Regions from separate parts of the Homo sapiens genome. Here region 1 is linked to region 2. A link is a loop called in an ENCODE intact Hi-C map of the cell type or tissue named here. Cell type or tissue: GM12878. All regions are shown on one strand. Links, peaks and the distances in the headings refer to the core of each region. The heading gives the core; the rest is flanking DNA.

The links. Peaks named below come from ENCODE experiments on the same cell type or tissue, not always from the same donor. Only the 100,000 strongest peaks of a DNase experiment are listed, where the experiment ranks them.
Region 1: it touches region 2 in a loop (7-fold over the local background); 3 of 110 quality-filtered maps call a loop at or near these places.

What each region holds. Positions count from the first base shown.
Region 1 is chr5:159,452,701-159,463,333 of GRCh38, reverse strand. It overlaps LINC01845 (long intergenic non-protein coding RNA 1845), which reads left to right. Exons shown (of 7, transcript NR_027110.2): 3 at 3,685-3,793; 4 at 4,533-4,909; 5 at 9,803-9,945; 6 at 10,541-10,633. Among named protein-coding and RNA genes, the nearest start is that of LINC01845, 8.3 kb to the left of the region's middle. RefSeq lists enhancers at 4,522-4,691, 6,204-6,543. In GM12878, for the core only: no CTCF peak of the experiment used is centred there; DNase peaks (open chromatin) are centred at 4,064 and 4,863; H3K4me3 peaks cover 1,195 bases; H3K27ac peaks cover 1,365 bases.
Region 2 is chr5:159,401,534-159,412,166 of GRCh38, reverse strand. No RefSeq gene overlaps it. Among named protein-coding and RNA genes, the nearest start is that of LINC01845, 59 kb to the left of the region's middle. In GM12878, for the core only: no CTCF peak of the experiment used is centred there; a DNase peak (open chromatin) is centred at 6,346.

The DNA of each region.
Region 1 (10,633 bases), core at 3,616-6,115, 53 kb before region 2:
TTAGTAGATAATCAACACTCTTTTGCTGGTATTGTGATTATAGTTCCAACATTCCACATGCAGGAAGGGACTGAGCAGGGATTTGAACTCCAGGACGCTTTTCCCCACTCTGCCTCTCTAACTCTGCCACAGATTTGAAAAGGACTTTAGAGACTCTGTCATCCAAACTCTTCGTTTCACAAACAGGGGACCAGAGGCCCACCAAGGATCATTCTTACACACTTCGCTACCATGGAAAACAGGGCTCTCAGAATAGCCACTCTTGGCCTGGCACATTGATTCACACTTGTAATCCCAGCACATTGGGAAGTCAAGGCGGGTGGATCCCTTGAGCCCAGGGATTCAAGACCAGCCTGGGCAACATGGTGAGACCTCGTCTCTACAATAAATAACAAAAATTAGCCAGGCATGGTGGTGAGCCTATAGTCCCAGCTGCTCAGCAGGCAGAGATGCGAGGAATGTCTGAGCCAGGGAGGTCGAAGCTGCAGTGAACCGTGATCATGCCACTGCACTCCAGCCTGGGTGACAGAGTGAGGCCCTGTCTCAAAAAAAAAAAAAAGAATAGCCACTCTGTCACCTGTTTTAATGCTTCAGACCTATCTACTGGGTTGTTTCCCCTCCCATTGGCATGAATGGAGAGGCTTTTGAGGAAAAAAAAATAGCCAACTTATAACAAATAACTTGAAGCTATGTTCTGGTTTTTGGCAAGAGCTCTTCCTCCTGCAATGCCAAACTGACAGAGCTTCAGAGGAGTTCCTGGGCCTGGAACCTCCCAGCAAACCTAGGACCTCGCCCAGCCCAGGAGCAAGTGCATGCTTGGAAACCCCAGAGCCCTACAGCAATTATAGGGCATTATTTGCTTGCCCTGAGGACTTCTTTTGTGAATTAATGTCTCCTATTAAATATGAAATCCAAGATAATAAATTGTCCTAAAGGGCTCAGATGTCTTTAATCGTGGTTTTATCTACTCCCCCAGGCCTGGTGACTTCTAATGAGTTCCAGCTCACATCCTGAATGAATTATCGTTGGAGGAGTGTGTGCACTCAGTGAAAATAAACTAGCAGAGACTCATGTTTACTCTTTAATTCCCTATCCAAAAATAGTTTCCTTTTTAAAGAATATTTTTCAAATAGAGGAGTGAATGCTGACTAGCCCCTTGTGTTTTGTTCCCCATGCTCCCAAAAAAGAGCCACACACACAGTTGGATTTATGGACTACAGTAATACGAACTTGAAACATCTGTGACCTTCGACAAGTCTTTTCCCTATCCCAGGCCTCGGTTTATTCATCTATAAAATGAGGAGACTGATAGCTACCTCTCATGGCTGTTAGGAGGATTCATGCAAATAAACTGTCTAGTTCAGCATATATAGTCAACGTTGAGTCTTTGGAAAGGTTAATTTTTTTTTTTTGGAGAGATGGAGTCTCGCTGTGTCGCCCAGGCAGAGTGCAGTGGCACAATCTCAGCTCACTGCAACCTCCGCTTCCCAGGTTCAAGCAATTCTCCTGCCTCAGCCTCCTGAATAGCTGGGACTACAGGTGCACGCTGCCAGGCTTGGCTAATTTTTTTTGTATTTTAGTAGTGATGGGGTTTCACCGTGTTGCCCAGCCTGGTATTGAACTCCTAAGCTCAGGCAATCTGCCCGCCTCGGCCTCCCAAAGTGCTAGGATTACAGGCATGAGCCACTGTGCCCGGCCTATATTTTATAATGCTATAAAAAGTTGTGTATAAATTGAATTTGGGAAATCCATCCTGTTTTCCTATTGATTTACTTGATTTCAGAGATACTTCATCTTTTTACTTTACTTCTGCCAGAATTATAACAGATGATGGCTCCAAAATGATTTTCTGCCTGCCTCTGCTTTCTCTAAAATAGTCATGATCTATAAGCAAATTCTTAAATGCCTTAGGGAATTATGTTGATAGGAATCCTGTGTTGAAGTAATGCAGTTGCCTATAAAATAAAGTATCACCTCCTAAATGATCCGGCTTGTAAGTTGGTATATTGAGTTTCCATAAGTTGAATCTACACCATGAGGATCTCTCCATTTCAATTTCCCCAGATACCTCATTGGTTAAAAAAAAAAATTAGGTGCAATTATTTTATGCTTTGAGAAGGGGAAGGATGAAGCTGCCCCCACTGCTTTCTATAGGATAGGTTACTGTTGCTGTTGTTTAAAGCTTTAATTTCTTAGAGCAGTTTTAGGTTCATATCAAAATTGAAAGGAAGGTACGGAATATCCCATACACCCTCTGCCCTGACACAAGCGTAGCCTCCTGTATTATCAACATCTCCCACCCCAGTGGTGCATTGGTTACAACTGATGAACCTCCATCGACACATCATCACCCAAAGTCCATAATGTATACAGTAGTGCCCGCTTATCCCCAAGGAATAGTTCCAAGACCCCCAGTGGACGCCTGAAACCTGGGATAGTACTGAACCCCATACACAATATGTTTTTCAGTCCTAACGAGTGGGTAGCATAGACAGTGTGGATATGCTGGACCAAGGGAAGATTTAAGTCCCAGGTAGGACAGAGCAAGATGGCTCAAGATTTCATCCACGCCACTCAGAATGGTGTGCAATTTAAAACTTGCCAATTGTTTATTTCTGGAATTTTTGTTTACTATTTTTGGACCACAGTTGATCACAGGTGACTGAAACCTTGGAAAGCAAAACCTCAGATAAGGGAGACTACCACATAAGGGTTCACCCTTGGTGTACATACTGTAGATTTGGACAAATGTATGATGACATGCATCCACCATGATAGTCTCATACAGGGTAGTTTCACTGACCTAAAAATTCTCTGCACTGTGCTTATTTATTACTCTCTCCAGGCTAACCCCTAGCAACCACTGGTCTTTTCACTGTCTCCATAGTGTTGCCATTGTTTTGTTTTGTTTTGTTTGTTTTCTATAATTACTTCTTCTTTCAGCATCTGGAAGAGGAAAGGGCTTGTAGGCAGGGTCCCTCCCAGCCCTGGTGGTGAGGGAATAGCTTTGAGTGTGAGCATGTGAATCTCAGAGTGGGTGAAAGGAAGAGAGCTGAACTTCTGAACGGGAGCCTGAGTCTGGGTGGAGATGGAGCCACTGACAGAAAGAGCCCTTTGTCCAAACAGCCACCATCTCTCTTCCCAGCACCTTTTGCCCCCTTCCCTCATGCATTCCTTACAGGGCTGCTGCAACCCCACCGAGAAGAAACCAAAACCCGGAGGGACTCTAGTCAAGGGCACCATGACTTCCTCTTCCACTCTGAGGGAATGAGTCATCCTCTGGTTTCTCCATTGATTAAAAGAAGAATATAAATATGTACTCCCCTGGGGGAAACCATGCAGTCTAAGGATGAAACCTCAGCCATTATTTATATGTTTAAGATCTACTTTGGTCCTGGCAGGTGCGTCAGGTTATGAGGAGGCACTCTGAGAAGGAAGCCAAGAGCAAAAGATTAGAAAAGAAAATAGTTGAGGATATTTTCACCTAAACTCCTGTTGTGGGTATAAAATTCACAGTCACAATTCTGGAAAAACTGTTTCTATGATTGACACAAAAAAACCAAATCAATCTTTTTACATCAAGATAACACCACTCAAAAGAGATTACAGCCCATCTCTTTTGAGTAATTTATTCACCTGAATTGAAAGTTCTCTCTCTCCCTTTTCTCCTTCTTGTCTCCCCAGGAGCGAAATTAAGTTCCCAGACTTGTTATACCCTCCTGACTTGTTCTCCCCTTCCTTGGGAAGGGCATCTGTTCCAGGCAGGTAACACCTGTCATCCTGGCTGGTCTAGGTAACACCCAATGTCATGGCTGGGCATTGGCTTTTTTCCTTATCACACACACTTCTAAAGTGTCCACAGCTGATGCGACAGTGGCACAGTAAATGTAGGTTGTCCTCCCTGTGACTCGGCCTCCACTTGGTTCTCTTGATCCTGTTGTGCTCTCTCTCTCAGCCCCAACTTTTGGCTCATCCATACTAAGACTCTGCCACAGTGTCCCCTCAAACCACATCACAATGATCCCATGCAAATAACTGGTTCTGACTTCTTAACTACCTTCCTCTACTCTACCACAGGGCATTGAACATTTTCAGATCTCACACACACCCACTGGACCTGAGGGAAACTCAGAGACAGAGTACTGGGGAATATCTCAAATCCTTTCCACTCAAAATGCCAGCATACTGCTCAACTGAGGCCACCTCATGTTGGCATGGGGCACCCCAACAGACAAGTGGTCTCTTCCCAGGATTTAGATCCTGTTTTTAGATCTCCAGCCCTCTCCACTCCTTGATGGGTTCTACACAAAGCAGGAGGGAAGGGGCAGGTAGAGGATAATCATTCTATCTTCAACCTGTTCAGAGTGTTGATGTGAATCCTTAGAGTATCCAAGGAGAAAATGTACATAAGACATTAAGCATGGGGCCTGGCACAGAGAAAGTGCTCTATCCATCTTACAAAGATTAAAGTATCCTCATCAGCTAGCACAGTCTAATATGTAATCAGTTACTTGATTGATTTGTTAATATAGCTGTGTTCTCGTCACCCATGCCGGCACAGTACCTTACACGTAAGAAGAGCTCAGAAATTCTTTGCTGAATTCATTCATTTTGAGGCATAAAATCCAATCTTCCTGAAGATAAGTCCTTTCCACTGAACTGGTGGGGTGTGGGGAAAGGGGTTGCTGGTACTTCATCTGGGGACCCCGAAGGGACCAGGATATGAGTTGGCTAGAAAAGGGGCAGGTAAGTATGGGGCTTTCCCACCCACAGTAGTCCTGCTTCATGTTCTTCTTTCACAATTATTTGACAGGGCACCCCATGAAATCAAGTGGCTAAGTCAGATTTAGGAAGTGGTTTTGAAATTGATGGGTGCAGGGAAGTACCCTTGAGTCAAAATCAGAAGAAAGTGAGTATTGCTGATTAAACACACTCCTCTTATGTTTGGGATGCAGCTGATGGGAAGCAGCTGTGGGAGGTGACACAGCAACAGGAGGGCCTCAGAACTGTGCCTCGCATACATCGGGAACATAAATGGTGAACGAGTGAATGAATGAATGAATGAATGCTTCCAGATGGGCATTCTAAACTTCATGTTTTTTGTTTGTTTGTTTGTTTGTTGTTTTTTTGTTTTGAGATGGGGTCTTGCTCTGTCACCCAGGCTGGAGTGCAGTGGCATAATCTCAGCTCACTGCAACCTCTGCCTCCTGGGTTGAAGCAATTCTCCCTGCCTCAGCCTCCTGAGTAGCTGGGATTACAGACACCCACCACCACGCCCAGCTAATTTTTGTATTTTTAGTAAAGATGGGGTTTTGCCATGTTGGCCAGGCTGGTCTCGAACTCCTGACCTCAGGTGATCTGCCTGCTTTGGTCTCCCAGTGCTGAGATTACAGGTGTGAGCCACCGCGCCTGGCCTAAACCTCACGTTTGATCCCCCTTTGTTCTGGGGTCACCCTGGTGTATGTTACTAGACAACACCTTGGCTATCTGAGCTTCCAAAATTGATGCAGATAGAACAGGAAATGCCCTTGGTGCACCTGTCACCTGAGCAGTAGTCTTTGCCCACTATGCAGTCTTTCATCCCCCACCCCCCTCCCTCCCTTCCTCTTGAGTCTCCAAAGTCCATTATGTCATTCTTATGCTTTTGCATCCTCATAGCTTAGCTCTCACTTATAAGTGAGAACATATGGTATTTGGTTTTCCATTCCTGAGTTACAGTAAGTTCTGTTTTATAGCAGAGTAGAGTAACTATAATTAACAACAATGTATTATATATTTCAAAATAGCTAGAAGAGAGGAATTAAAATGTTCCCAACATAGAGGAATGACAAATACTCAAGGTGATGGAAACCCTAAATACCCTGACTCGATTATTACACATTTGATGCATGAAACAAAATATCACATGTACCCCATTATATATCAATAAAAAAATTCAAAAAACATTTAAAAAAACAGCAAATGCCCAAAAGAGCATGATTCATTATTGCACATACATGAACAAATCCCTGGCACACCACACTTCAGCCCAACAGCAAATTAAACAAAAGCTAGCTACCTCAGAATGTCCTACAGTCTACTCAGTGTGGGCATCTGAGATGCATAAGAACCAGTAATCAGAGCTTTGTGGCAGGGCTGTAGGAATAAAATGTAATTCCTGCCATCAAGATACTTGTAACCTAGTTGGGAGAAAAAATAAACACAGAGATATAGATCTATTCACACTAGGAAATATGTTTGAAATTACATTTGGGTGATATAGTCATTTCATGCTACAGGTTCTGAAAATAGCAGGTGATATCTTGGAGGACCACAGAGGTGAGGGGAGACTTTCTGGAAGAGATGAGATGGCCTGAGTCATGAGCATGACTCAGATTCAGACAGAAAGTGGCTGGTGGAAGGGGGAGTCCCTGAACACTGAGGAGGCTGCATTTACATTTGTCACCTTGCTGGAGGATCCTCTGAGAAGACAATGGGGAGAGTCCCAGCTAATAATAATAGTCACCACATGTCAGGCATTGGGCCAAGAGTTTGGCATGAATTATCTCAGGGAATCTCTTCAACAACTCTCCCAATATCATGTGGCAGATACAGCTGGAGTCTCTTCTTCCTCCTTTGTGACAGGACTTCAATTTTGTTTGAGGCAACTATATGTTCAGTTAAAATACTTGATATCCCAGCTTTTTTTTTGCAGATAGTGTTGGTCATCTTGGCATAGTGTGTCCAACAAAGTATAAGATGTAGTCAGTGAATGGGGCTTTCCAGAAAGCTCTCCAAAGGGGTACAGATGTGGCTGGCTCACGTCTTCAGCTTCCTGCCATTTTCTCCATTCCCCTTTATCTTGCCTGCAACCAGGGCAGCCACCCTGTGGCTCTGGATGATTCTGGGAGCCTGTGTCCTTGATGAGTCCCTGGAACAATGGTACCAACCCTGGCTTGCCCACTTCTGAACTACTTATTGCATGAGAAAAACAAACTCCTATTTGGTTAAGTCACTGCCATCTAACCTCTGTGATTTCCAGCACATGCAATCTTAACACATATAGACAGGTGATGTTCGTACCTTGTTCACAGACTGGGAAACCAAGGCTCAGTAAGTGTCACTACTCATAAGCAGCAAATCCAGTATTTAAATCCAGACCAATGCAGAACAAGGCTGGTTGACTCCAAAGCTAGACTGAGAACCTGTGAAACTACTCCAGAGTCACATTAAAAATTAAAGAAAGAAAGCAAAGCAACCTTTAGCAACTTTTTAACCTCTCATATAACCTTTTCACAACCTACCTTTTATTAGATACTGGTAGGTGTCTCTCACTCCCAAAACACTGCTTCAGAATCTCCTAGAAGGCAGGACCAGGACTACAGCTTTAATCATGCTTATAGCACCAATTTCTTCCCCATTTCCCCATGCCCAGCTCTGGCTATGTGGGCACCCAAAAATACTGGATGGATTTAGTTTTTTTAAAAATCACTCAGGATAAAACTCAGGATTAAAAACATCACTCAGGATAACTGTCTCTGGGAAAGCCATCCCTTTATGTATGTGTGTGTGTGGTTGTGCATGTGTGCCTGAGGGTGTGTGTCACATTGTGCACATATGTGTAAATGGGTATCCAAGTGTCTGAGAGCAGGGGAAGAGGGAGAACTTTTTTATTGCTGTCAAATTCCATCCTTCCACTCAGCTCCTACAGACCTACAGTGACAGCACCAATGATTATATTAGCGATAACTAAACTTTTGTGCAGGACCTGAAAATTTAATTTCCTTGTGGGAAGCGGTAGAGAACTAAGCTTATTTGGGGCCAAGAACTCATGAACTTTCCCAGAAAAGAAAGAGAGAACAGCACATATAGCCACTGGCCTCTGATTTTTCTTGAAAAATAAAAAGGCACAAGCTCATTTTCAAATGTCTCCTTTAGAAACAGCTCCAGATTCGTTTTTCTCTGTACATACCCCACATCAGAGTGGGTAGGAAGACATAGCAGCCCTTGAAAACTCATTGAATTCATTCCAATTTATTCTGTGATTTGTGATTTTTTTCTTTTTTGTTTAAAGAAGTATAATTCCATCATTTTTTTTTCTTCTCAAGTTGCTTGGATGGTCAAGACCCTGTGATATATACTGCGTGTTCACCATGCACTAGAAACTGTTTTAAGAGTGTTTGCATGCTTTATCTCAGCTAATGTTTCCACTTTGAAGATCAGAAATCTGAGGCACAGAGAACATAAGTAACTTGCCTAGGGTCACATAGCCAAAAAATGGCAGAACTGGGATCCAAGCCCAAGCAATGTAGCTGCAATGCCCAAGACCTTAACCATACCATTGTATAGCCTCATAAGTCTGGAACTCCCCTCCTGGTGTCTGAGGATATGAGTTCTTTGAATATAAGCAAAAAATGGCACCTCTGCTTAATTTAAGCCAAAAAAAAAAAAAAAGAAAGAAAGTGGAAGGAGAGGAGAGGCACATGATCCATGGTTTTGAGAGGCAAAATCCCAGGAGAGCCTCCTTGTCCCCATCTTAGTTGAAGCTCATCCATTGAGTAGGGCTGGGCTGGGGACCTAAGCTAATCATCCCAGGTTGCTTGTGAAGAAATGGAAGGTGTGCCACCAGACCAAGAGGATATGGATATAAGGCAGGAGAAAATGAGGCATGTATATGCTGCCATGTCACCAAGAAAGGAACAGATCTGGAATGGAAGTTAGTTAATTTGAGGTTGAATTCTGATATAAACTTGGTACCATGAGATTGACATTCAGGTATTTTCAAAGTGATCCACCCTTAGAATTCATCCATTCACTCAATTGTGAATGTTCTTTCACTAAATAGTCCTTATTGTGCCCAAGTAGGGTACTGGGAGATTCACTATCCCCAAAGGGCTCCCAAAGAATGGTCAGGTGAGGACATCAGACATATGTGCCCATTCACGTTCCAAGCTCCATTACACATCATTGATAATCAGATGCAGGGATAGGTTCTGGGCATACAGCAATGACAAGTCAGATACAGTCCTTAACTTCCATGAGGCATATGCTCTGCATGCCTAATCCTTCAGCAGATATGACAAACTAGGATGAGCATTGTGATGGGGCAGTGCAATGGTCTGGGAAGGCATATAGCAGAGGAATGCAATTTGGAACATCCTGGATATTTTCCATTTAGCCACTCCCAGATCCACTTTCCACCTATTTCTATCCTTTTTTATACCCCCAGGAGGATCACATTTATGGATCCTTTGGTCCACTGGATCTTTGATCCACTGGCTCCCAGCTAGGTTCAACCAGTGGAGGCACTGGCAGGAGATTGGAGAGAAGAAGGAGGAGAACAAGATGGAGACATTTATTTGCCCAGCTCCCTCCCTGATAGGTGGCTATAGATTGGCTGCCTCCCTCTGCATGAGGCCACAGGTCCCCTGAGTTGCCCTGTCCTACATCCCTACAGCTACCACCACCTGGCCCCAGTAAGTGCTCCCTTCCTGCCTGTTCTAGCTTAGCAGGGGAGTGGCTGCCAGACCTTCTTAGCTCGTACTTTTCTTGTCAGATTCCCTTAAATCTGCCCACACCTTCAGGAAAGCCCTTTTATTTACTTTGTTTGAGTGAACCATGTTTCCTATAGGGGGAAGTAAGGTTTACCTAGGAAGTGACATAAAAGCAGATACATATAATTTAAGCAAAAATAGCAGACGGTAATGCACGAGGCGACCTGCAGAGCAATTAGTCCCAAAAGTAACTACCATGTGTGTTCTGTCAAAGAACTTTCATTCCCAGTCTTATTAATTCAATATTGTAAATGATATGTTAAAAATAGTGGGGGAATGCCGAAGAAACACTCAGAGTTAATGAGATGAATCCCCCTACATGAGCATTGTGGGATGTCTGCCCAACCCACACAGCCAAGATATGCTCCTTCAGGTGTGTCCTGCCCACCGACCACAGCTGACTGAACCACAGGTAGGCAGACACCAGGCCTAAGCTGGGCCAATGAGTTCCTCCCTTTTTGGGGACTGCGACTCAAGCACGTTCCTCCTTCTCTGCCGCCCACTTCTGAGGATAAGCAGAGGCCAGAGTTCCGGGTCCCACTTGCCATCACTGCACACAAACGTGCAGCAGCAGTCCATTGAGCATGTATGGTCCTCACTTATTTGTGTGTTTTTAACTGAGTCTCCTGGCAGATGGCAATTACAATATTTCTTGAAGGGGCAGCTTTTCTAATTGGTGCAATTGGGCCATGGGCAGGGCTGGGTATCCTCATGTCATACGTCCACCAATGCAGTGAAAGCCAGTCCAGAGAGAGAAGAGATGAGGTAGACATTCAGAGGAGCCAGAGATGAGAGACTGTGGCACCCAAAGTGAGAAGCTGTGAGAGCACGTCCCCAAGGCGCCTGTGCCACTTCCGGTCCAATCAGCCATTTCCACCCCTGGCTTCCCTAAGCTGCCTCTTACAATCAGTTCCCATAATTTGCTGAGGCGAGTTTGAGGAACTTTCTATTACTCGTCTAGGGGGATAACATTTCTAAGCTATTAACCAATGTGCTCTTTATTCTAGAATTTCCTTTTACCCCGGGCTGCTCCCCTTTTTGTGTTCAGCCCAGCAGTCTGCCTTCATTCCCTCAAGGAAGAGCTGACATAAAAGAAAGCA
Region 2 (10,633 bases), core at 5,353-7,852:
AATTATTTTCTGAGTTGAAATGGTTTCTATTCTTTTTCATTATTTTGATCCTAAAACATCAGAACACTAGAAAGGAGAGAAGAGACAAAGGAAGAAAAAGAAAAAAAGAGGATTGCCGAGGCAGAAAGAAGAAAAAAAATAGGGTTGAAACAGATGGTGTCCTGCCAGAGTCACCTCTTAGGCCCTGGAGACAAGCTCCAGAAATAATCTAAAGGCCTACGTTGGACACCAGGTCCTTCCTTAGTGGCTGAACCTTTGCTCTCAGAGACCAAATAGCTCTTGTATAGCTAATGCCCAGCTATAAGTGAGAGAATGCTGGGTGAGCTTAAAGGAACACCCCTTCTAATAACATCTGGAAGCTTCACCAAACCAGCAAAGACAATGTCCTTCAATTATAATTGCAGCGATGAACCAATAACCCATCAACCAAATCATGAACATCATGGAGAAAGGAATTACTGTTTTTCACAGAGGTGAAGATCGCTTTATCTTTGGCAGAACTGATCTGAAGGGAAATTGTAAGAGACATGAAATTTAACTTTCCTGGCATTTGTGAATATTTCTTCTTTTAATAACCTGGATTCCATGAAACCAGGAACCTCTTTCTGTAGCATCCCTTGCAGGCCTGCCATCACATTTACTGCCAGTGCCTCACCTCTCTTGCCTTCATCCAAATTTCCCTTTCATTGGCCTAGTTTTCTGGAGCTCTTTGCTGGGAGACAGACAACTGCCTGTTCTGAGAAACCATTCCATTCTAAAGTGATAATGGATGCTGCAATAGGTAGAATAATAACCCCTCCAAATATATCCATGACCTAATCCCCAGAATCTTTGAATATGTTACGACATAGCAAAGGGGACTGTGCAAATGAGATTAAGGTTAAGTACTCTGAGATTATCCCGCATTACCCAGGACAGCCTAATCCAACCACGAGTCCTTAAAAACGGGGTCAGTTTCCTTAAAAATGAGTCAGAGAGGTGAGAGGAAAGAAGAGTTTCTGACTTTGAAGATGGCAGAATTGGGCGTGAGTCAAGGAATTCGGGTGGCCTCTAGAAGCTGGGAATGTCCCTCAGTGATAGCCAGCAAGGAAACAACATCTCAGTCCTACAACCAGAGGAAATGAATTTTGCCAGCGACCTGAATGCGCAAGGAAAGAGATCCTCCCCTAGAGCTTTCAGAAGGCACATACCCCTGCTGACACCTTGATTTTAGCCCAGTGAGACCATGTCAGACCCACAGAACTGTAAGAGAATAACTTTGCATTGTTTAAACTACAATACTTGTGGAAATCTGGGGTGTTTTTTTTTTTTTCTAGCAACAGTGCTAACATGAGACTCAGTCAGTAGGGATTTCAGTTTGTTTTCTAAAGCAACCATTACGGTACAACGTGGGGGAAAAAATGTGTGCATTTTGGAGCAAGCAAGTTGTTTTGCCACAGTTTGTGGTCAGGTGTGTACACATTCATCTGTCCAATAAACATTTATGGAATGCCTACTATGTACTAGGCACATAGCTCCCTACACATATGCTTCCTTTTAGATCATATCTACATAAGTGGATTCAGTCAGCCAGCAAGTCAACAAATGTTCACTGAGCATCTACTATGTACTAGGTACAAGGACAACTCAATTGGGATTCACTGAAAGGTTCTTTAAGCTGTGTGCCTGGGGAGCCTGAGATTCCAAATTATGCAAAGTAAGATTGGAAGCAGACAGCACTGAAGTCTGTTTTCAGAACAGCTATGAGATATTGTCTTCCTTTTATAAATGAGAAAACTCATGCCTAGAGGGATTAATTGACCAAGTCACACCATCAGTAAGTGATGGAGCTGGAATTTTTTAATTAAAAACAAGTAACAGGGCCTGGCGCAGTGGCTCACACCTGTAATCCCAGCATTTTTGGAGGCTTGAGTCCAGGAGTTCAAGACCAGCCTAGGCAACATGGTAAAACCCCGTCTCTATAAAAAGTACAAAAATTAGCTGCGCATAACATAAACGCTTAACACAAAATGTACCATCTTAACCATTAGCCACTTTAAGCATACATTTAAGTAATGTTAAGTACATTCACATTATTGTGCAACCAATCTCCAGAACTCTTTTTATCTGGCAAAACTGAAAGTCTACACTCATTAAACAACAACTACTCATTCCTCCCTCCCCACAGCCCCTTCTAACCACCGTTCTACTTTCAGTCTCTATGAATTTGACTTTTCTAGCTACCTCATATAAGTGAAATCATACAGTATTTGTCTTTTAGTGACTGGCATATTTCACTTAACATGTTCGTGTTGTAGCAGGTCAGAATTTCCCTTGTTTTTAAGCCTGAATAATATTCCATTTTGTGCATATACCACTTTTTTTTTTTTTTTTTTGAGACAGTGTCTCACTCTTTCACCCAGGCTGGAGTGCAATGGCACCATCTTGGCTCACTGCAGCCTCGACCTCCTGGCTCAAGTGATCCTCTCATCTAGCCTCCCAAGTAGCTGGGACTATAGGTATGCATCACCACACCCAGCTAATTTTTGTGTTTTTTGTAGAGACAAGGTTTCACCATGTTGCCCAGGCTGGTCTGAAACTCCTGAGCTCAAGCGATTCACCTGCCTCAGCCTCGGCTGGGATTATGGGCATAAGCTATCATGCTCACCCTATATACCACATTTGTTTATCATTCTTCTGTCGATGAACACTTGGATTGCTTCCATTTGGGGATTCCATTTTGTCAACAGTGCTGCTATGAACATGGTGTACCAATACGAGACCCTGCTTTCAATTCTTTGGGGTGTATACCAATGGAGCTGGAATTTGAAAGCAGATCTCTCTGGCTCCGACACCCATTCTCTTTCCAGGGTGCCACACAGCCTAGAGGGAAATTGTGGCTTGCCATGCTGCAGCTAACCAGATACAAAACATTTTTTGCTCATATTCCATTCTACATGGATCAGATCAAGCTAGTTTTACTCTATGATTATCCAGTGATAAAAATACAACCTGATATACTGCACTAGGAATAAATTTCAAACTCCTTGGTCCTAGTGATCTGGCCTGCGCCACCTTTTCCAACCCCATTTCACACCACTTGCTGTATTTGCCATGCTCTGTGTATTTCTATCCCTCAACACACCAAGCTTGCTCCCACTCCAGAGCCTGTGCGTTTGCTATCCATTCTCCTTAGGACTTTGCATAACTGGCCCCTTCTCTTCATTCAGGTCTCAGCTCAAATATCACCACCTTGAAGTGGAGGCCTTCCAGATGACCATTTGTAAAGTAACCCCTTCTATCACCATCTATCAAATTACTCAATTTTATTTTCTTAATAACTAGCTAAAAACAATTTATTTGCTTTTGATGTTTTCTAGTTCGTTATCTGACTCCCTCAGAAGAATGTACTTTCCACACAAATGTTACCCATCTTATTTTCCTAATATCCCCAAGCATAGAACCATGTCTGGCACACAGTGCTGCTTATTAGAATATTTGTCAAGTAAAGGAATGTGTAAGAATCTTCATTGTGACGTTGTTTATCATATCCCCAAAAAACCCAAAATAGTATGAATGTCCATCAGTGAGAAATGGTTAAATAAATGAGGTACATAATATGGACATTTCTACAGTCATTAAAAAGTTGAGATGACCCATTATTATTAACAAGCAAGAATGTTTTCAAGGTATGGTTGATTTTTTAAAAGCAAGGTGCGAAACAATAAGTATGCTATAATTCAAGTTTTGTAAGATATCAAAACTACAGGTGTACATGAATGCTTGGGACTATCCCATGTACGGGTGAAAGGGAGGGCTCCCCTTGGCCCTCTGAGGATTTGCTGAAATACCAACTCGCGAAAGGCAGGTTAATTGGAGAAAAGGCATACAAATTTATTTAATGTGCATACACAGGGGACTTCAGGATGAAGAACAAGGATACAGGGGAAATTGTCCATTTTTATGCTTAGGTTCAACAAAGTGTGAACAGCCATGTAGAAATAGGATTAGGGAAAAAAAAAAAAAAAGGTCTAATCTAATGCTAATAGACTGAGCAGGGAAACCCAGCAAGGCCTGTCTGTCGAAGTTCTTCTTGGCCTCTCTGAGCAGCATTCCTTCCTTCTGGGAATGGGGCAGACCCCTCTCTGGAATGGGGGTCAAACAAGGTAGGTCAGCTAATCTCTTCATGGCCAATTTTTACACAGAAAGGCAGAGGGGAACACTGGCATAATAATTCTAGGTTTTGTGGCTGTCTTTGGAGAAAAGGGGTTCTGGTTCCTATGCCCTACCTTGGGAAAAAGGGATTCTAGTTTCTCTGGCTAGCCTTGGGGTAGAAAGGGGCTGAGAGACAGGAGGGCAGAGGTCAGAGAAAAAGGTTTTGGCTTCTGAAGCCTTTATTTTGGGGTATTGTTTTCTGAGTCCCAACACCCACCAGCAGTTGTGCCTGGGGAACAAGATTACAGAGAGTAAAGAGATATTTTCCATTTTTCATTTCATACACCTTGTATTGTCAGAATGTTTCACTATTAGCTTCAATTGCTTTTGTAATGAAAACAATCCTATTATATTTGCTGAAGTGTTTAGACAAGGAATATACTGATGTTTGCAATTAGCTTTAAAATACAGTATATAAACAATAGGATGGGTTGAGAGATGGATAGAGGATTAGATAGATGAATATGTGATAAAGCAAGGACAGAAAAGTATTCATTGTAGAGTTGAGACGACAAATAGATGGGTGTTCATGGTGCAAGTCTTTCAACTTTCTGATTGTTCAAAAATGTTCATAATAAAATCTGGGGGTAGAAATCTTACTATTCTCGAATGCCTACCATGCATCAGACATGCACTGTGAGTTTCTTGAGTTCATGTTCATGTTGCTGCAATAGCACCTAAATGGCATCACAGCCCATTGTCGTGACCCCCCGCCAATTCATGCTGCCAGTTATGCCACAGGACCCTTGCATCCTAGAAAACCAAGATTCAGCAGCAGAGCTGCCTACATTTGGATGTGGTGTCCCTGTACTGGACAGCCCAGTGCCTCAAAGGAAGATTGGGTCAGAGTGTCAAAGAATCTGTATTTGTCCAAGTTCTAGCAGAAAACAAGAAGCATCCTCAAAACAGTCAACCGGAGACAGTTTGCTGAAGGCACTAAATTCAGAGGTGTGGTAGAACTAGGGAGCGGCTGGGGATGGAAGCGCACACTGAGAAGACATTACTACCCCTAGGCCTAAAGGGCTGGGAAATTGTAAGGTTTCTAGAGCTCAGCCAATGGAAGCCGTGGGCACAGGAAACAGACACTTCCCAGGATGCAGTAAAGGGGGCACTGAGGGATTAATGACCCTGCTTCTCTCTTTTCCCACAATCCCTTCTTCTGCTAGTGCCTTCCATCACCAAACCTCACAGGAATCCGGAGAGTAGGAGTGGCCAAGTGACAGTGGCTTTGGAGGTCAGCATTCCAGACAGCAAGCTGGACAGAGCATGAATCTGGGGATAGAGTAGGAGCACGGATGGGCAGTCAGAAAAAATAATAATAATAATAAGAGCAATAATCTTACAACTGGCAGAGACTTGCATCCAACTAATCTTATAATCCATCATCCAATACAAGTCATTTAGAGAAATGGGCCAGGCACAGTGGCTTATGCCTGTAATCCCAGCACTTTGGGAGGTCGAGGTGGGTAAATCACTTGAGGTCAGGAGTTCAAGACCAGCCTGGCCAACATGCAAAACCCCATTTCTACTAAAAATACAAAAATTAGCCTGGCATGGTGGCACATGCCTGTAATCCCAGCTACTTGGGAGGCTGAGGCAGGAGAATCGCTTGAACCTGGGAGGTGGAGGTTGCAGTGAGCCAATATCACACCACTGCACTCCAGCCTGGGCGATAGAACAAGACTCCATCTCAAAAAAAAGAAGAATGAAAGAGGTTATTATTAATCATTCTACCAAGTCTACAGGCAAAGCCAGAACTGCATGGCTACTCTACTTTCATCATCTATTTCAGTCCCTCAATTTGCAGATGGGGTCACTGAAGAGACCCAGACAGGTAAGGTGACTTGCAAAAGGTTGCACAGCAGGTCAGGGGCAGAGGTGGAAAAAGTCTCGACTGCTGACACGCAGGCTGGGGACCTTGATTTTTCACCACTTGGTCACAATGATCAGGCTCAGCAAAACACCCCTCCAGGCTACTACAATACGCTCAGACGACTCTGGGGAAAGGACAGCTCATCTGTGTGTCCCAAGAAGCATGTGGTTTGAAGCTCCTTTTTTTCTTATATTTTTTTCTTCCCCCTTTTTGTGGTCAAATACTGGGCTGGCTAGAGGGGAAGCACTCAGGTGTCAGTGGGGTTTCACTGCTATTTCATTACATAAGTGAAAGCCTGCAACCGGGAGAATGAAATGCAAAACAGGGCCATCTGACAAGCTCCCTGGCTCTTCCCTGAGGGGCTGCAGGGCTGCCTCAGTCACCCCTCGTGGTGCCTTCTTGTCTCTGGGGACAGGCTGTTGAGACTTCTGGGAAATACCCGTTCAGTGAATTCCTCATCCAACAACTATGACTTGAGCATTTTTTAAGTCGCAGGCACTGTGCTATATAAGGATGATGAGAAAGACATGGTCATTGCCCTTATTAAAAGATCCCATTATAGAAGATAATAGGATATTACGGGTGGTGGTTAATGGACATATATACAAATAAATTAATTACAGACCGCAGCGCTAGAAGGGAAATAGAGTGCTCTGAAAAACAGTAATAATGGCCAACTATTAATGTCATCCTTTCTCCACAACTGCTCCGTAAGGTACAAACAATTATTACTTCCATCTTACGGAAGTGGGAACTGTGGCAGAGAAGTCAGGTGATTGCCCAAGGTCAATTCACTGGTATGTATCAGAGCCGAACTTGAACCCGTGAGTGGTGTTTCAGAGCCTGGGTCTTAACCACTGTCTATGTTGGGGAGCATATACTTAGAAAGGCATGGAAGGCCCTTCCAAGGAGGGGGCAGAAGAATGATCTAGGCAGAAAAAGGAGCAATGGTCAATGTACAAAGTGGAAAGAGAGCCTGGGGTGCTCTGTAATTTGTCAGAAGGCCTGGGAGATTGGGGCGGGGGTTGGATTTTACTCTAGTTGCACTTTACAAAGTGTCTTCGCAGACATACATTTTCCTAGGTTACCATCAGAGAGCCTGGTAATCCCAAGTGGCCATGGTATTATCCATGTTTTACAGAACAGCGTACATTGTTTTTGGGAACTCAGGGCAAAGGTGAGACTGGCCCCTGTGACTTTGGACTCATGTCCAGTGCTCTCTCTATGCAACCCCAGCTCAGGAACAAGCCACCTCTATGGTTCCTTAAGTACAATGCACCAAGGTAATGCCAGCTCCTCTTGTTCCCTTCTCTGCCTTCTCCCACCCCAGGATTCACCTCTCCAGCTGCCTCAACAACCTAATTTCTAGGGGAAGCTGATAAACAAATCTGTGCTCATTTGCTAATAGGTAATAAAAAACCCTGTTGGAAACCTACAGACAACTTGTCTTTACATCCCTGTGAGAACTTACAACAGCCTTTCCATTTTTCCAGTCATAAGATCAGCCTCAAGCTATTAGACATTTCCTTCTCTGCCAAAGAGGAAGTCATTCGTTGATTAATAGCCTATTCCCAGAGGAATCTAGCCAGAGTTTGAGCCCAGGCTTCTGGTTAACAGGTGGCAGTTTGCAGATGCCAATAAAATAAGCATTGTTCAAAGCACCTAATTCCTTGTCTGTGAATAATGATCTCTTCAGCCTCAGAAACCAGTCCCAGGAGATCAGAGCAGCAGGCTCCACACCCCCAGGGCTCTCAGCCCCTCAGCATGGCCCCAAACACTGCCTTCCTCTCTGCCTCAACTAGTGCCATGTCCTACCTTGACCTTGGGGCCCAGATGCCCCAGACCCTTCACAGCTCCCAGAGCACACCATGTGACAGCCTTCCCCACCTCCTTCCCAGGCTGTCTCCTTTACACCTGTGAAACATAACCCAGAGACGCCTCACCCAGGAAGCCTTCCCTGACCGTCCCGCCTCTTCTCGGTGCTTTCATAATCATAATTCTCCGAGTTCCTAGGACATGCTGCACACTCTGTTACACACTCCCCAGGGATTATCTCAATCTCATAGCAATTTAGAGACACATCCTACTGTTTTATCATTGAAGAAACCAAATCACAGGGCTGTGCCCATAGCCAGGCAAGGAGTGCTGGAGGGGAATACAAACCCAGGATCATCACCCTCTCCCATGCTCACCATCACAACTAACATTTATTGGGCACTTACAGCATACCTCCCATAGCCCTAAGCCCTTGACATACATTTTCTCATCGAATCTTCACAGTAATCCTACGCAATTTAGTCACTATAAGGTATGTGTTATTAGTATATCCATTTTGAAGATGAGAGAGGTTTAATTATTTTGCTAAATCACACATTCAGCAAAGTACACCACCACAATGCACTGAAATTGCCCAGATTAGGTGACACAGCTAGTAATTTACCCAACATCCCTTCTTCTCCTCTTTCATAATAACAAGACTATATTGTTAGAGATGACAATGTGCCCAGTTTAAAAAAGAAAAAATAAAGGCTAAACAAATTATCTCCTATCCTCCTTTGGAGATAGGGCAGGCAATGAAACGTAAGTCAACATCATGGGATAGGGGCCCTAGGAAAGCAATTTAAAGAGGGTGTACTCTGGCCAGGCACCATGGCTCATGCCTGTAATCCCAACAGTTTGGGAGGCCAAGGCAGGTGGATCACCTGAGGTCAGGAGTTTGAGACCAGCCTGGCTAACGTGGTGAAACACTGTCTCTACTAGAAATACAAAAAATTAGCTGGGCGTGGTGGTGGGCACCTGTAACCCCAGTTACTGGGGAGGCTGAAGCAGGAGAATCGCTTGGACCCGGGAGGTGGAGGTTGCAGTGAGCTGAGATGGCGTCATTGCACTCCAGGCTGGGTGACAGAGCGAGACTCTGTCTCAAAATAAATAAATAAATAAAGAGGGTGTACTTGGCTAACACCATTTTGCATTTCTGCCTTTTTCCCTCCTCCTGCTTGAGACATGCAGTGTGGATTTCCAACAGCTGTCTTATGACCACGAAGCAATCCTACTAAACATTGCCAAGCAGAAGAATCAAAGGAACTTGGGTTCCCGGTGACATCACAGAGGTCCCAAACCAGCCCTGGGCCACCCAGCTCCAAATTACAAGGAATTTGGAAGAAAAAGAGACCCTTGTTTAAATCTCTATTGTTTTGATTCTCTATTACTTGAAGCCAAATGCAATTCCTCACTCATTTACTTTGCTATGTGTCTGATGACCTGTTCCCTGAGCCGTGAGGTCCTCAAGACTGAATATGCTGCCCTCTTGGTCTCGGTACCAGTGTCCCTAGCACAGCACCTGCTCACTGTAGTCACTCAAATCAACCGCTTCTTGCCATTCTACTCCCCCTACCCCTGCCTGGGCAAAGGAGGTCATGTTAGGAAAACAGACATCTCCCCTTATATGAGAGGTAACAACACCAAATTAAGGGAAGGATGAAGAAAAGCATGAAGGGAAAGAAAGTGAGTCCCACCTGTGAAGCAGGGGACTGGGAAGGGCCCATGCTGGCTGAGTGCCAGAGCTCCACTTGGTCTTCTGTCTCAAGCCATGGTGATGTCATTTCCATGCCTGGGAAACCCAGGGCCAGTAGCCAAATCAAATCTGGAGAGTGGAGTCAGCAGAGTACCTGAGCCTGAGCTCAATATCAGCTTATGCAAAACAGCCAGCATCCCAAGTGTTGCAATTTAAGGCGCTCTGAGGATGGCCTCATGCCCACTGTCTCCACCAAACCTGAAGTCCCTCCACAAGCAGCTGATGCCAGTAGGGTGAAAGGCTTTCCATGCTGTGGTCCCGGGACGAGTGCACTGGCTGTTGGGGAAGTCAGCTTCTCAGAGGCTCAGTTTTCTCCTCTGCACAGTGGAAATAATACTGCCTTCCCCTGCTTCCATACAGGAGCCAGGAAGAGGATCAAGTATAAAAATGGACAGGAAAGCCCTCTTATAAACACTGAACCTTTACACAAACCCAAGGTAATGGGTGTATATTTGTTTTTCTGAGGTGGCCTCTGCATCCACAATTATGGAAGGTTCCTTCCAGATCCTAAATACTACATTCATTATAATCTTTTTCTACACTCAAGTGTAAGCTGCTGATAAAAGGTTTTTTCTGAAAAAGACATCTTCTGAAATCGAAAAGGTGGGCATAGGGTGGAGTTCCATAGCAGTGAAAATAGAAAGCCAAGAGAATGGAAGACAGATGCATGAGAAGGAGACCATGCTGTTCACATAATTTGTAGCTCTGGGATGGTGGAAGGAGGGAACTAAGATGAATTGGTTGGTTTGCTTGTTTCTGGCTCCTCTGGAGATGGAATATTCAAGCTATAGGTGATCTTCCTTAGCTTAGATATTTACAAAACATTAACTTAATTTCTTTAGGGAAGTGAGCCTGGGAGTTTGAGCAGATGGGAGGAAAAAGGACTTTTAAACTTTATGCCTTTCCAAATATTTTTGTTTTTACCACAATGCATTTTTTTAACAAGTTGGGCTGATCACAAGGTCAAGAGACCGAGACCATCCTGGCCAACA